Regions from separate parts of the Homo sapiens genome. Here region 1 is linked to region 2. A link is a loop called in an ENCODE intact Hi-C map of the cell type or tissue named here. Cell type or tissue: endothelial cell of umbilical vein. All regions are shown on one strand. Each heading gives the region's core, and the rest is flanking DNA. Links, peaks and the distances in the headings are about the cores only.

Region 1 (7,800 bases), core at 1,777-6,776, 76 kb after region 2:
AACAAGTAGACCACAGTTGGTTCTGTACCTGCTAATCAACATCTATGTAGGTATATGTATTTAAATAGCTGCACTAGGAAAAAATGGCATGCCAAAAAAGGTGTAAACTCTATCCTCAACCTTACCTCTCCAGAATACATGTTCTCATTTTGTTTTCCTAGTCCTTCATGGTTTCCATGGCTTTACTCTGAGCCTTCTGCTAGTTTTCCACAGCTATGATAAATCGATGTCTCAAAACTGAAATCCATAAATAGAAACAACCAGTGGACTCTAGAAAAATAGTGGTTTATCATGGGAAGCAGATTCCCAACCAGAAGATTTCACATTAAGCTGTGTTTGAATGGAAAAGAAAAATAAATATAAAACTGAAAGAGTCAACATAACAGATATCAACTCACAATCGGGAGAAACACTTCGTATCATTGTTACTAGGGATGACTAATCCAATAAATGTCTTAGCTAACACCAGCTGCCCATAATCTAAATATACCAGCAACCATTCCCAGGCCTACAATGTGCGTACATGCTATTGAGAAGTATCATTCTATCAAAGCCTAAGGAGCCTCAAAGCTCATTCAGGTCTGAGCCTGAACAAGCTGCAAAACATTTCAAACCTCTCCAAGGTGAATTAAAGCTCCAGAGAAGGCAAATTAGAGGGGTGACTGAGATCCTCTCATTTAATGCAAGAATCCCTCTACAACAGTACATATCCACTGATCCAGCAGCAGGGAGCTGGGCAAGGCTGCTCCAACAATGCTTGTCAAGTTTTAAATACTGGGAAGCCACTCCTCATACTAAGTCAAAACCTCCTCTCTGTCATTCCTACCAAAATATGCCTAACCTTTCTTGCAATGACAAGACTTCAACTACAGGAAGACAGCTATCATGTTGCCTACTCAGTCATGTCATCTACTGTCTTCCTCATAGGACATCCTACAGCCTGAATATGTTTTGCATCTTTCTCCTCGTCACTTTTGTGAAGTGATACAAAAATCTAGAATTTCCAAAAAACATACCTGCTTCCTTTTCCTACTATATTTCTTTTTGTGACAGGTGTTTATTCCACTTTGTAGTCTCTCAGAATTGAATAAGTGAACCAGTATACACAATAATAAACACTCACCCTGATTTTTTTTTTTTGTCATGAGTTACCATTTATACTGCTTTGTGTCTGTTTAAACTATGCTCAACTGATTTCCTCTACCCTTGAGTCTCCCTATATCCAATCTCCTCCATTCAATCATTCTTGCCCTGTGGATTAAGTTCAGGTAGCAAATGCCTCTCTATTCTACAACATCTAATTGATCCTGCCGGTGTGACATTTCAATCTCGGCTTCATCTGGAGAAGCAGCGTCATGTGAGATGGTAAAATACTATAGAGAAAAAAAAAAAACAGAAACAGGAAAAGCTTATTAACCTTTGAAACATGATAGTACATTCTGTGCTTCTCTTAACACCTGATCATTTTCTAAGCCCTACAACTTTCCATTTATTATGCCCTAGGTGACTAAGTGATGCTTTTACAAACAGAATGTGAGATGCTGTTTTGTTTTTGTGTAATTTTGTGGCAGTTTCACAAACTCGGAGAGATTGGAGTAATGATCAACTATGAAACACAAGACCTGAGTTCCAAACACCATGCTGCTCTGTCAGGACATTTCTATGTTGTTATGTAGATAGCTGATGCTAAAATGTAACTCCAAAAAGTGGAATCCTAACCTCCTCTGAAAAATCTGAGTTATAATCCCAGGTCAGAACAAAGTGTCCAACATAGAGCTAGCTTCTGCTATATATAGCACCTTCGCATCTCTTAACTCAGTTATACTTCAGAACGTCCTGCCAAGACCAGGAAAATGGGCTCCATTTCACCAATGAGGTCACTGAGGCTTGGAGACTTGTGACGTGATGAAGCTCACCTAAGTGCCAGATAGAGTTAAGATAAGAAATAAATCAACAATTGATTCAGTATACTACATTCTTCAGCGTTTGTCACAGCCCCTCATTTGTGAGGTCTAATATTACAAAAGTTAACTACTTTTTGTTTTGCTTCGGTTTTTGAGACAGGGACTGGCTCAGTCACACAGGCTAGAGTGCTGTGGCACAAACACAGCTCCTTGAAGCCTGAACCTCCCAGGCTCAGTGCCACCCCCACACACCTGTCCCCAGTAGCTGGGACTACAGGCACATGCAACCTTGCCTGTCTTTTTTTTTTTTTTTTTTTTTTTTTTTTGTGGTGGGTGGAGGGGGTAGAGATGGGATCTCCCTATGTTGTCCAGGCTGGTCTCCAACTCCTGGGCTCAATTGATCCTCCTGCCTTGGCCTCCCAAAGTGCTTGGATTACAGGTGTGAGCCACCATGCCTGGCCATAAAGTTAACTTCTGCTTTTACTTGCCTTAGATTTTGACAAGTGATATAAGCAGAAGAAACAGTGAGAGAGGAAGAAATTTCCTAAGATGGCTGCAAACATATGTCCTAAATGACACAGCACCAGGGCACTGCCCGGCAACCAACCTTCCTCATGGCCTCAGAGAACTGTGGTAGTGAGAGGCCATTATATGCTGCTGATGACACATGAACACCACAGGGTTCACTTAGCATCTGCTGGTGGCCACACCTCCTTCTTCTTCTTGCTGCAGAACCCTGACTCCAGATACTGTTTTAAGTGTGTGTACAGGACCCTCGAAATACTGGATCTTGAAATAATAACCAATTTTCCACTTTCTCTGGGTTGAGGTATAAAAACCTATTTTTAAAATGTTTGATGGGAAAAAGGGAGAAAATTTTTTCTTTCTTGTTTTTTGAAAGCATGGGGAAGTTTCCCGCTGAAATTTTTTTAGAAAAAAAGAAAGGGAAAAAAATGCATGGAGGTAGGGGGACAGTTTTGCTTCTGAAATTTTCCAGATATTTCTGAACCTTCATACCACTTACTCTGGGATTAATCACATGAATATCAAGAGCCTTTTTTAGGTAACTAAGCACAGAACAATTTTCTAATCTCTGCTTTGCCATTTTCTTTATAATTGTGGGCTAGTGACATATGTTCCTTCATCTATAAAATGGTGATAATATTAGCCTACTCCAGGGAGATTCTGTAAGAATAATAGAAGAAAAGCCTTTAAGCCCAGCTTTAGCAACCACCCCCATAGACAGAGGCTTCTAAGGGACTTGCGAGGAGTAAGAGGGAGCAGAGGGAGTGGGAACGTGGCAGAAAACGCAGAGAGAGAAGCCCTGCCCACTTTATCCAAGGTAAAACATCCTAGCTTATCTCTTTCTAACACAAGCTCTCTCCCATGATTAAGTCCACTTTCTGGTCCAGCAGTTTCTCCACCAGACCACATCCAGTTCCCAGAGAGCTATTATCCCTACATTAAAGTTCCTTGATTAAGATTTTGTTTGAAAAGTCCACATTTCTATTTATGCACTGCTGCTTTCAAAACTACACAGCAGGGCCAGGTGTGATGGCTCACACCTGTAATCCCAGCACTTTGGGAGGCTGAGGCGGGTGGATCACCTGAGGTCAGGAGTTCGAGACCAGCCTGACCAACATGGTGAAACCCCATCTCTACTAAAAAATACAAAAATTAGTCGGGCATGGTGGCAGGTGCCTATAATTATCCCAGCTACTCGGGAGGCTGAGGCAGGAGAATCACTTGAACCCAGGAGGCAAAGGTTGCAGTGAGCTGAGATCACACGACTGCACTCCAGCCTTGGCAAAAGAACAAAACTCCATCTCAAAAAAAAAAAAATGCCAGGTGCGGTGGCTCACACCGTTAATCCCAGCACTTTGGGAGGCCGAGGAGGGTGGATCACCTGAGGTCAGGAGTTTGAGACCAGCCTGACCAACATGCTGAAACCCCGTCTTTACTAAAAATACAAAAATTAGCCAGGCATGGTAGCACATGCCTGTAATTCCAGCTACTTGGAAGGCTGAGGCAGGAGAATCACTTGAACCCGGGAGGCAGAGGTTGCAGTGAGCAGAGATTGCTCCACTGCACTCCAGGCTGGGCAACAAGAGTGAAACTCCTTCTCAAAAAAACAAACAAAAAGACTACACAACGTATGTTAATGCTATGGCTAAAGATTCAGTCATTAAGAAAATTACAGTAATGTGGAGTCTGTTGACTTTTCACCTTGGAGACCAAACACATTACTATTCACTTCCTGCTTTAGTTGTTAAATGATTGGCAAGCTCATAAAGCCCCGTATCACTAAGACAACAGCTGAGAGTAGACCATCTTGTGATTCTTACATACACAGTCAGCCTTGGAGGTGATAAAGTAATATTCACCATTGGACAACTGAGGAAAACAGAGACTAACTTCAGCTGAACACTATCGTGAGAGAATTGTAAAAAATAAAATAAAATAAAGCCACAACTTCATTGAATTTAAGAGGAAATTACACAAAGTAAACTTCTTTTTGCTTATCCACTTAAATAATATTTAACGCTACTAGTAGCTTTGAAATGTCCACTCTTATACTAAAAGCAAACGTAGTTCACAGAGAATGTATATCAGTAATAACAGATCAAGCCACTAACAAAAAAAATCAAAATTCAAAACATAGAAACATAAGAGGGTTTTTTTAATCATAAACATCAGTGTTTGTTAAATTACTAGGACATATTTAACAATACTCACTTCTTGAAAAAAAAAAAAGGCAGGCCTCTTAAGTGTACTTGTATATCGACTTAAAATGTGATGATCCCACTTTTTAATTAAATAAAAATAAAAACCAAATTCTATGGAATTTGGGTTTTTTTGCTGTTTTGTTTTTTTGTTTTCGAGACAGAGTTCCACTCTTTTGCCCCAGCTGGCGTGCAGTGGCACGATCCTGGCTCACTGCAGCCTCGACCTCCTCAGGCTCAGGTGATCCTCCCACATCAGCCTCCCAAGTAGCTAGGACTACAGGCGCAGGCCACCACACCTGACTAATTTTTGTATTTTTTTTGTAGAGACAGGGTTTTGCCATGTTGTCCAGGCTGGTCTTGAATTTCTGGGCTCAAGCGATCCTCCTTCCTGGGCCTCCCAAAGTACTGGGATTACAGACATGAGCCCCCACGCCCAGCCTATTTCTATTGAATTTGATCAAAATGTTTATCCATAAATATAACTAAATAACAACTTACTCCTTCTCTAAACAAAATTAAGACAAAAGATATACTCATCAAGCATAAAACCTGACAGTTTTTAGTTTAGATTACAAATTCATTCCCCTTTTCCTTTCCAACTTCCTGTTTTGTATCATAAGCCAGCCCCCTCTACACTTGAGATCCCTTCCCTGAATATGTCCAAAGACCAGTGATCCTGCTGTAATTTTTTTCCAAAGTTATTTTTAATTAAGTTGTATGTATTTATGACATACAACATGATGAAGTGTATATATACACTGTGGAGTGGTTAAATCCAGCTGATTAGCATGTACATCGCCTTATAGTTATGATTTTTGTGGTGAGAGCTGTAATTTCAACCCCCTCTCACTTTCTCTCTCTATGCATTTTCATCCACCTTTTCAATCATTATGAAATTAATGATCTGTTTATGTCCAAGTCACTAGTGAAGCACTCCATAAATCAACAGATGTGTTTTTGATTCAGAGCATTACCCTCGTTCCTTCCAAGCTAGATCCTAAAAAGGAAATCATTCCATTTAGAGAAAATTATCTCCACAAAATAATCTTCAAATAAGTGTTTCATGCCCTTCAAAATCCATATCAAATCTAAGACTTTGATCATGAGGTATTCAGCACTATCATGGCAAGATAGTATTTTAAAAATGGCTTAGGCTAGGCACGGTGGCTCATGCCTGTAATCCCAGCACTTTGGGAGGCAAAGACAGGTGGATCACGAGGTCAGGAGATCGAGACCATCCTGGCCAACATGGTGAAACCCTGTCTTTACTAAAAATATAAAATTAGCCAGGCATGGTGGTGCCTGTGGTCCCAGCTACTCAGGAGGCTGAGGCAGGAGAATCACTGGAACCTGGGAGGTGGAGGCTGCAGTGAGCCGAGATCATGCCACTGAACTCCATCCTGCGCAACAGAGCCAGACTCTGTCTCAGAAGAAAAAAAATGGCATAGATATGTGTATACACACAAATGTATTGGTTGGTGCAAAAGTAACTGGAGTTTGCCATTACTTTTAATGGAAAAAATCACAATTACTCTTGCACCAATCTAATATCTATAAATCAAATAAAAATATGTAAGTATTCTTGTAATAGTTGTGTATATTTGTGTTTAATATTTTGACAACTCAGCACCCACTTCTCCTTCCTATAGGACACAAATGTCTTTTGGAGAATTACATTTTTTAATTAAATAGTCTTGCTGCAACAATAAATCCAAGTGCCTACCTCCCAGGAGATTCCCTTCTTCTTAAATTACCTGTATTAGTCCATTCTCACACTGCTAATAAAGACATACCCAAGACGGGGTAATTTATAAAGGAAAGAGGCTTAATTGACTCACAGTTCAGCATGGCTGAGGAAGGCCTCAGGAAACTTACAATCATAGTGGAAGGGGAAGCAAACATGTCCTTCTTCGTATGGTGACAGGAAGGTGAATGAGTGCTCAGTGAAGTGAGAAGCCCTTTATAAAACCATCAGATCTCGTGAGAACTAACTCACTATCATGAAAACAGGATAGAGGAAACCACCCCCATGTTTCAATTATCTCCACCTGGTTCTTCCCACGACACCTGGAGATTACTGGAACTACAATTTAAGATGAGATTTGGGTGGGGACACAGCAAAACCATATCATTACCCAAAGTCAGTTTCTGTTGCCTACAACCCATGGACCCTGACTGTTACTGTTACTTATGAAATAAACCCTGAGTAAGAACACATCAGTATTTGCACTCTGGGCAATTACTATATATGGGAAGATGCATTCTCTTAATCAGTGAGTAAATAGGATCCAGGGAAGTTGAATTTTCAGGCAGAAAGGTTGCCAGGAGCTCTCTCCAGGGAAATGGCAAGAGCTGAGAAGACATCATTTTAAGACATTTCACAAGCTTTTGTGAATGACAAAGGGGACACAGAGAAGGAAGTTTCACAAGTCCAGATGAAAGCTGGTCAAGACCCAGAGCACAGCAGAGGTAGTAGAGATAGAGGGGCAATTATAATTTTTTTAAAAAAGAAGAAAATTCAGGATTTTATTATGGGGAGAATGGCAGCAAACATATATATATACACATATGCACACACATATATATACACACACATACATTTTTATATACACATACATATATATATAATACACACCACACAAACACACACACACACACACACATAATCTCCAGACTTGGTGGTGTGTTCTGAAATTTGTTGCCCAGGCTGGAGTGCAGTGGCACAATCCTGGCTCACTACACCGTTGACCTCCCCAGGCTCAGGTGATCCTCATGCCTCAGTCTCTCAAAGTGCTAGGATTACATGTGTGAGCCACCACACCCAGCCTATTGCTATTGAATTTAATCAAAATGTTTATCCATAAATATAGCTAAATAACAACTTACTCCTTCTCTAAGCAAAATTAAGACAAAAGATGTACTCATCAAACATAAAATCTAACAGTTTTTAGTTTAGATTTGCAAGTCTTAAAATGACCTAGGCTGGATGATTATAAATTCCCCTTTTCCTTTCCAACTTGTTTTGTGTCATAAGCCAGACCCCTCTACACTTGAGATCCCTACACTTGATATATATTTATAACATCTCCAGACCTGTTGGTGTATTCTGAAATGTGGTAATACCTTCAATGGAATATCGATTGAAATTGGCAACAGGGTTGTTCAGCAAG
Region 2 (7,800 bases), core at 876-5,875:
CTTGACTAGCTGCTGGGCGCAGGGTCATGGGTCAGCCTCACACAATCAGACACTGATGCAATGGCAAGAGCAAGAGAAAAATGGCTCTCTTTCCTTCTAGAAATCTTCTGCAGACCCATTTCCAGGCCCATGCTTACCTCACAGGAAAACAGAAGTGAAGAAAGCCCTGACTCTCTTACCAACATATGTCACAGATAGGAGAAAGGGGCCATGCCACAAAATACAGGGACCCTGATCCCACAGACCAGTCTACTCAGGACCAGTAGGCTTCCCAACAATCATATTAGCTACTTTCTTTCACTTGGAGCATCCTTAGTAAGGAGTAGAGAGAAGCCAGAAGTTCCCTTCATAAGCCTTCCCCCATAGGGAACAAGTGTTGGAAGGCAGAAGTGTGGGCACACATTTGTTCCTTTTTCTACAAGCTAAAGCAGGAGCATGTAGCTGGCAGGAGAAAGTTTCTCTCCTGCACTGGGAAGAAAGCATGTGAGTTGGCAGGTTCAGAGCCCCCTGAGATGGGGGATGGGAAGACCCTGTTGGTGGCCCGCCATATCCCCTCCACCCATGCAGAAAGTAACTATGTACTATTCTTGTTTAAATGCCTTTCTATATCTCTTCACCTGTGTAGGCAATCTCTGACAGTGGGAAAGGGTTGGCAGGCTAGAAATTGCCCCAGAAGGAACCCTCAGTTAATGAAGGGTAGGAATTGGTGGATAAACACAGAGCAATAGGAGGGTTCTGAAATGTGTTCCATAGTCTTTCAGAAGGTCCCTAGAAGGATGAAGCTCCAATTGCTCACAGCAGTAGCCCACTCGTTATCACACTTTGTAGTGTTTTTTTTCCCTTCTTGTTTCTCTTCTGCCACAGTCTTGCAGTGCTTCCTGGGATCACATCCCAAAGAAACTGCTTGTACGCAAACCCTTGACACAAGTTCATTTTTGGGTGGAGGTCACCATGAGAAATGACCTTCCAGGAGGGAGATATCACTTCCACACTGCTACCCCAAGCCTTCTTCATTACAAGTGAGAGAGCTGCTTAACCTGAGTCAATAGAAGGTCAAGCAAGTCGTTACACTGTCTGGCTGCAGGGCTTAACCAAGTTTCAATGGGCGTTGTCACCAGGTACCACAGGTGAAGCTTTAGGATGAGGTGGCATTATGGCTTGAAGGTCTCCAGCCTTCTACCACCTTAGTAAGAGGAGAAGTATCCAGGTAGTGGCAATGGTAGGAAGTCTAGTGTTTCAATATACTCTCATGAAAAAGAGAAGTGACAAATTCTCAAAAGAAATCTTATGGACTTGAAAGGCAAGTTGTAGAAACTTTATGTTTCATCCAAGCCCAGATAGTCAATGAATAAGTTCAGAAACTTATAGTCCATATTTTTTTTCTAAATAATAGGATCACAGTTTTCTACTTGGCATAACAATAATACTTAATTTCAGGGTTGTGACAAATAAATGAGATTGCAGTCTTAGCCCAGTGCCTGACACAATGTTAGCATTCAACAAGTGAAACTTCTCTTTCCACTTCCATAAATGTGAGTATCCTTCCACCTCCCCAAGAAACTGGGATTTATGTTGGTCTGCAACTCAGCCTGAATATATTATTCACAGATGTTTTATTATTGTCACTATCAGTTTTTAAGGACCACCTCTAGGTTCTTGTGTTTCAAATAAAATTTTGTTGAAATGAAAACCAAAATAAGTCCTGTCGTTTTTTTAAAGACTTCTTAAGCTTTCTGATTTCTAGTAACATGAAATTCTAGGTAAAAAGCTATCTTTAACCAATTTTTAAAAATCAAGTCTACTGTGATTGATCCAGCTGTTTCCTCAGTTGAAACAAGGAACATCAGAAGTGCCTACTTCTAGAGCTTGGAGAGTAGGGGTAAGCCAGATAATGCATCTTTCACCAAAGGAAAGCTCCACTTCACAGAGAAGACTAGGCACAGCAAGAAGAGGTGCTGACTTCTATTTTACATGAGATATAATTATTTCCATTGCTTCTCCTCTTATTTAGTGAAGACAGACTTGTGTTCCTATAAGTCAATCTCATTTGCTAAGTCTAGTTCTTTGCTTTGTTAGCATCCAAAGAACATTTATTTTTCCTTTCCTATTTACATGTTTCAAATTCCCATCCTGCAATGATTTCTCCCCTCTCTGCACATTCATGTATTTCTCACACTGTTTCTCTCTCTCCCAAGACCATTCTGCCCTTTCTTTTCTTCCTATTAGCTTGCTACACCAAAGCCATTACAGGAACAGGCTGTCTCTATAATGCCTTACTGAAAATGCAGTGAAAACCTCCACAGCAGCTGTGTCCCTGGATGAGACACAATGTCCCAACTGATGTTTTCATATTCAGTCCACACTGTGCTCAGGGCCTCACTAAGAGGGTGTGCAAGCTTTCATAAGTGTGTTCTTTAATGGCCGACACAAATATGTTTACTCTTCACTCTTCCCACTTCTCTAAAATTAACAAGAGGAAAACTCTTGTGATGCTAGTAGAAGAATAATATAGGCCTGGGTAATAATAAATCAATTTCCTCATCATTTCACCAAATGAAATATTCAGCCCCGACTGGGCGTGGTGGCTCATGCTTGTAATCCCCACACTTTGGGAGGCTGAGGCTGGTGAATCACCTGAGGTTGGGAGTTCGAGACCAGCCTGGCCAACATGGTGAAATCTTGTCTCTACTAAAAATACAAAAATAGCCCGGCATGGTGATGGGCGTCTGTAATCCCAGCTACTTGGGAGGCTGAGGCAGGAGAATCACTTGAACCAGGAAGGCGGAGGTTGCAGTGAGCTGAGATCATGCCACTGCACTCGAGCCTGGGCAAGGGAGAAAGACTTCATCTCAAAAAAAAAAAAGAAAGAAAGAAAAGAAAGAAAGAAATATTCAGCCCCAAGTTGCTGAGCCCAGTCTGGGTGGTGCTCCTCCCAGGCTCCCGGAAGCCCCACTCCATAGGTGCAGGCTTACAGACTTCCCTAACAACTGCTGCAGGCCACAACCTCAAACTCACAGCAAACAGGAAGCAGGAGGTGCTGTCACATGTAACACAGTCAGAGCTTCAAGCCCCCGGAAAAGCTCAATGCCAGATTTCATTCTCTGCCCCTGATGATGCCCCGCACTTTCTTAACTATGCAGCTCAGAATCTCTCTGTTTCTCACGCAGAGACCAAGGACACCATCTGCCCTACACTCACCCCAGGAAAGCATTGTTGGTAACATTCCTGAAATTTAGTCATCCAACCTCTGCTAGACTATTTCTAGAAGGCAGCAAACCCAGCAGGCCTTCAGGGACAATGTGGACAGAGTCTGCTCCCTCTTTCACATCTCATTTTGTCTCCTCTTCTGCAAGCTAAACTACCCTGGCTCCTTCCCTCCTTCTCAGTTTAACACATCTTGTAGATTCTTCTCTTAGTTTCTCTACTGTTAGCACACTTGAGTTTCAAAGCTGCTTTCAAAATCAAGGGTGCTCACCACTCCAGCTAACATTATTGATACAATGTTACAGATGTATTATTATTTGTCACTGGTCTCCATCATGATAGGCAAATGCCACGGGCTTTAGGAGTGATTATTTAATATTCCTCATTACATACTAGAATACCTATTGGCTACTATTTAGCTGCTTCTTCCTGTTGCATTTTTTTTCAAAGAATTGAGAAGGAGAATGAGACCAAAAAACAAACAAACAAAAAAGCACATCTATTTTCCTGCAAAATCAAAACATACCTTATAAATGTCAAACTATTTTCCAGATTTTTAAATCTGATATGACACCATTACTGAAAAGAATTATCAGCAAGAACTAAAGAGCAATGCAAATGAATTCAACAAGGACTGGAGGAAAATGCATATTAAAATACAAGGAAAGTCTATGTGACACAACGGGCCAAACATTAAGGAAGATCACACTGAGTGTTGCTAAACGTGGGAGCCAAACTGTTTTTACATTTTGATTATGTGTCCATAGATAACATGCACCCATGGAAGTAGATATTAAGAAAGCAGGAAACTCAGGCTAGGGTACTTCCCATATGAAGTGGGCAAGTACTAGACATTGGGAGGTCATTGTGTTTTAGAATCACTGCACAGCAAGCTGAGAAAAAAGAAGGAGAAATAGAAGGAAGGCAAGGAGAGAAGGAAGGAAAAGAGGAAGGATTAAATCAGCAACAGAACAAACCATGCCTAGGTGCCTCATGCAACTACTGTTTCTGCCAAAAGAATAGAAAATGATGAGTGCTTTATTTTCAATAACCCATCTAACAATAATCTCTGTTGTTTAGCCACTGGGATGATTTACACGGGAATTAGCAGAAACCCTCCCCATCCATGTTATCTGCTGTGGATTTGCAAAAGGAACTTAATATAAATATTCTAAAATGAGAATGCTGTAAGAAACATAACCTATGCACACCCAAACCTACCATCGAACATAGAGAAATATAAAAAAGAATTATTCTCCCCCGATTTCAGAGTATGCCTAGTTTGGTATGAGGAGGGAGAGTTATCTATGGGTTTGTACTGTTCTGCTTTGTTTTTTTTTTTTGTTTTGTTCTGTTCTGTTTTTGTTTTGTGTTTCAGGAGATAGCATCTGTTGAGAGACTTTTAAAAATTGAAAGAATAGCTACCCCAGGTTTAGCAGAGACACATAAAAAGCTGTCTTTCCTGAATCACAAACAGCAGTAGAAAAAAAAAACAGGAGAAAGTAACTAAAAGGTCATTTCACACTCACAGCATTCTGAGTTTGGGGTTTTCCTTTTTCCTTTGGCCACTACACTGCATTCCATTTGTATGTTGTTTTCTTGATTTAGTCAAGAAAAGCAAGCAAATCAAACACAATTACTTGCCCGAGTTCCCCTAGCTTAGCATCATGAGAATCTGCAGTTGTTTTTAATGCATTTGGGATGCTCCTTCAGGCTATCAACAAACTCTCTCCTATGTTTATGAATTTATTTACTACTTTGGTGTTCCTACTCTCTTCACTCTTCCAGATGGGTTTCAATGGCATCTCTCCACCTTCCCTACCGTATGTAAAAGAGCACACCTGATGTTCACCCTCTGTTGTTGCTCTGCATTAGCACAAGAACAAAATGAGCAGAGGCATTTTAAAACATAAGAAACATACATACTAGACATGTTTTGAAAGCAGTAAAAGACTTGGTAAATTTTTCTTGTTTTCTGATTAAGTTAACAGAAGTTTTTAAACAGTCAACACATATTAAATTTACACCTACTACATGCCCAGAACTATAACCAGGCTCTGTAAGGGATGTGGCATTTTTAAGTACAGCACATGGTCCTTGTTCCTACACAGTTTAAATTTAACTGAAACAATTTAGAGATCACTGAAGGGACCCACAGGAGGTAGGGAGGCCTCAGGAGGACCAGAAGCAAGACCTTGAACAATTAGGATTCCTGGAGAGGCAAAAAGAGAAGAATTCAACCTTGAACAGCAAGATTAAAAGCACGAGGGAGGGAACACTGGGAATTTCCAGGACTACAGAGAAGACCTAAAATGAAGCAAGCAGAGAAAACCAATTAACATGTTAAAAGAGAGTTTCAATTATTTCAATTCTATGAGAAGGTCATTTTTCCTCTCTTTAGGACATCAAATATTTTGAATAGACATTATTTTTTTTCTCATTTATCTCAGGCTTTATTTTTTAAATACTAATACTTAATTTTTTCAGAGCAATTTTAGGCTCACAGCAAAATTAAGAGAAAGGTACAGAGATTTCCCATATATATCCCCTGTCCCCCAATATACACAGACTCCATTATCAACATTCCCCACCAGATTGGTACATTTGTACCAATGATGACCCTACATTGACACATCATAATCACCTAAAGTCCCTAGTTTACATTAGGGTTCTCTCTTGGTGATATACATTCTGTGGGTTTGAACAAATGTACAATGACATGTATCACCATTATAATATCTATCATTAAGGGCATTTCACCACCCTGAAAATCCTCTGTGATCCACCTATTTTCTGTAATGCACAAATTGCTTTTTTTTTTTTTTTTGGTAGCAAACTACATGGAGGACTTGAAGTAGTGTTTCCTAATAACCAGTGCATGACCTCTTTACTGCAGAAACCGCATGACAGCAGCATATCTTTCTCACACAGGCCACCCTTACTGCTCAGCCTCATAATAGTGGCATGGGTGGTGACATGGTTTGGCTGTGTCCCCACCCAAATCTCAAATTGAATTGTATCTCCCAGAATTCCCACGTGTTGTGGGAGGGACCCAGGGGGAGGTAATTGAATCATGGGGGCTGGTCTTTCCTGTGCTAGTCTCGTGATAGTGAATAAGTCTCACGAGATCTGATGGGTTTATCTGGGGTTTCTGCTTTTGCTTCTTCCTCATTTTACTCTTGCCGCCTCCATGTAAGAAGTGCCTTTTGCCTCCTGCCATGATTCTGAGGCCTCCCTAGCTATGTGGAAATGTAAGTCCAATTAAAGCTCTTTTTGTTCCCAGTTATCAGTATGTCTTCATCAGCAGTGTGAAAACAAACTAATACAGTAAATTGGTACCAGTAGAGTGGGGTGTTGCTGAAAAGATACCTGAAAATGTGGAAGCAACTTTAGAACTAGAGAATAGACAGAGGTTGGAACTGTTTGGAGGGTTCAGAAGAAAACAAGAAAATGTGGGAAAGTTTGGAAATTTCTAGAGATTTGTTGAATGGCTTTGACCAAAAGCCTGATAGCGATATGGACAATAAGGTCCAGGCTGAGGTGGTCTCAGATGGAGATGAACTTCTTAGGAACTGAAGCAAAGGTGACTCTTGTTATGTTTTAGCAAAGAGTCTGGTGGCACTTTTCCCCTGCCCTAGAGATTTGTGGAACTTTGAACTTGAGAGAGATGATTTAGGGTATCTGGCAGAAGAAATTTCTAAGCAGCAAAGCATTCAAAATGTGACTTGGGTGCTGTTAAAAGCATTCCATTTTAAAAGGGAAATAGAGGAGAAAAGTCTAGAAAATTTGAAGCCTGATGATGAATTCTAAATGAAGAAAAACCCATTTTCCAGGGAGAAATTCAAGTCAGCTGCAGAAATTTGCATAAGTAGCAAGGAACCTAATGTTAATTTCCAAGACCCTGAGGAAAATGTCTCCAGGACATGTCAGAGACCTTCACAGAAGCCCCTCCCATCACAGGCTCAGAGGCCCAGGAGGAAAAAGTGGTTCTGTGGGCCAGGCCCAGGGTCCCCATGCTGTGTGCAGCTTAGGGACTTGGTGCCCTGTGTGCCAGCCACTACAGCCATGACTGCAAGGGGCCAACATACAGCTCAAGCTGTGGCTTCAGAGCGGGGAAGCCCCAAGCCTTGACACCTTCCATGTGGTGTTGAGCCTGCAGGTGTACAGAAGTCAAGAGTTGAGGTTTGGGAACCTCCACCTAGATTTCAGAAGATGTATGGAAACGCTTGGATGCCCAGGCAAAAGTTTGCTGCAGAGGCGGGGCCCTCATGGAGAACCTCTGCTAGGGCAGTGCAGAAGGGAAATGTGGGGTCAGGGCCCCCACACAGTGTCCCTACTGGGGCACTACCTAGTGAAGCTATGAGAAGAAGGCCACCATCCTCCAGACCCCAGAATGGTAGATCCACCTTCAGCTTGCACTTTGTGCCTGGAAAAGCCACAGATACTCAATGACAGCCCATAAAAGCAGCCAGGAGGGAGGCTGTACCCTTCAATGCCACAGGGGTGGAGCTTCCCAAGATCATGGGAGCCTACCTATTGCATCAGCGTGACCTGGACGTGAGACCTGGAGTCAAAGGAGATCATTTTGGAGCTTTA

The links. Peaks named below come from ENCODE experiments on the same cell type or tissue, not always from the same donor. Only the 100,000 strongest peaks of a DNase experiment are listed, where the experiment ranks them.
Region 1: a loop joins it to region 2, with 2.1 times the contacts of the local background. A loop is called at or near these places in 2 of 110 quality-filtered maps.

The regions. Positions count from the first base shown.
Region 1 is chr13:76,795,705-76,803,504 of GRCh38, forward strand. All of the region lies in intron 1 of LOC105370265 (a long non-coding RNA gene), which reads right to left. Among named protein-coding and RNA genes, the nearest start is that of KCTD12, 87 kb to the right of the region's middle. RefSeq lists an enhancer at 2,535-2,654. In endothelial cell of umbilical vein, for the core only: no CTCF peak of the experiment used is centred there; a DNase peak (open chromatin) is centred at 4,217.
Region 2 is chr13:76,720,644-76,728,443 of GRCh38, forward strand. All of the region lies in intron 2 of LOC105370265 (a long non-coding RNA gene), which reads right to left. Among named protein-coding and RNA genes, the nearest start is that of KCTD12, 160 kb to the right of the region's middle. In endothelial cell of umbilical vein, for the core only: no CTCF peak of the experiment used is centred there; DNase peaks (open chromatin) are centred at 3,118, 4,008 and 4,768; H3K27ac peaks cover 3,484 bases.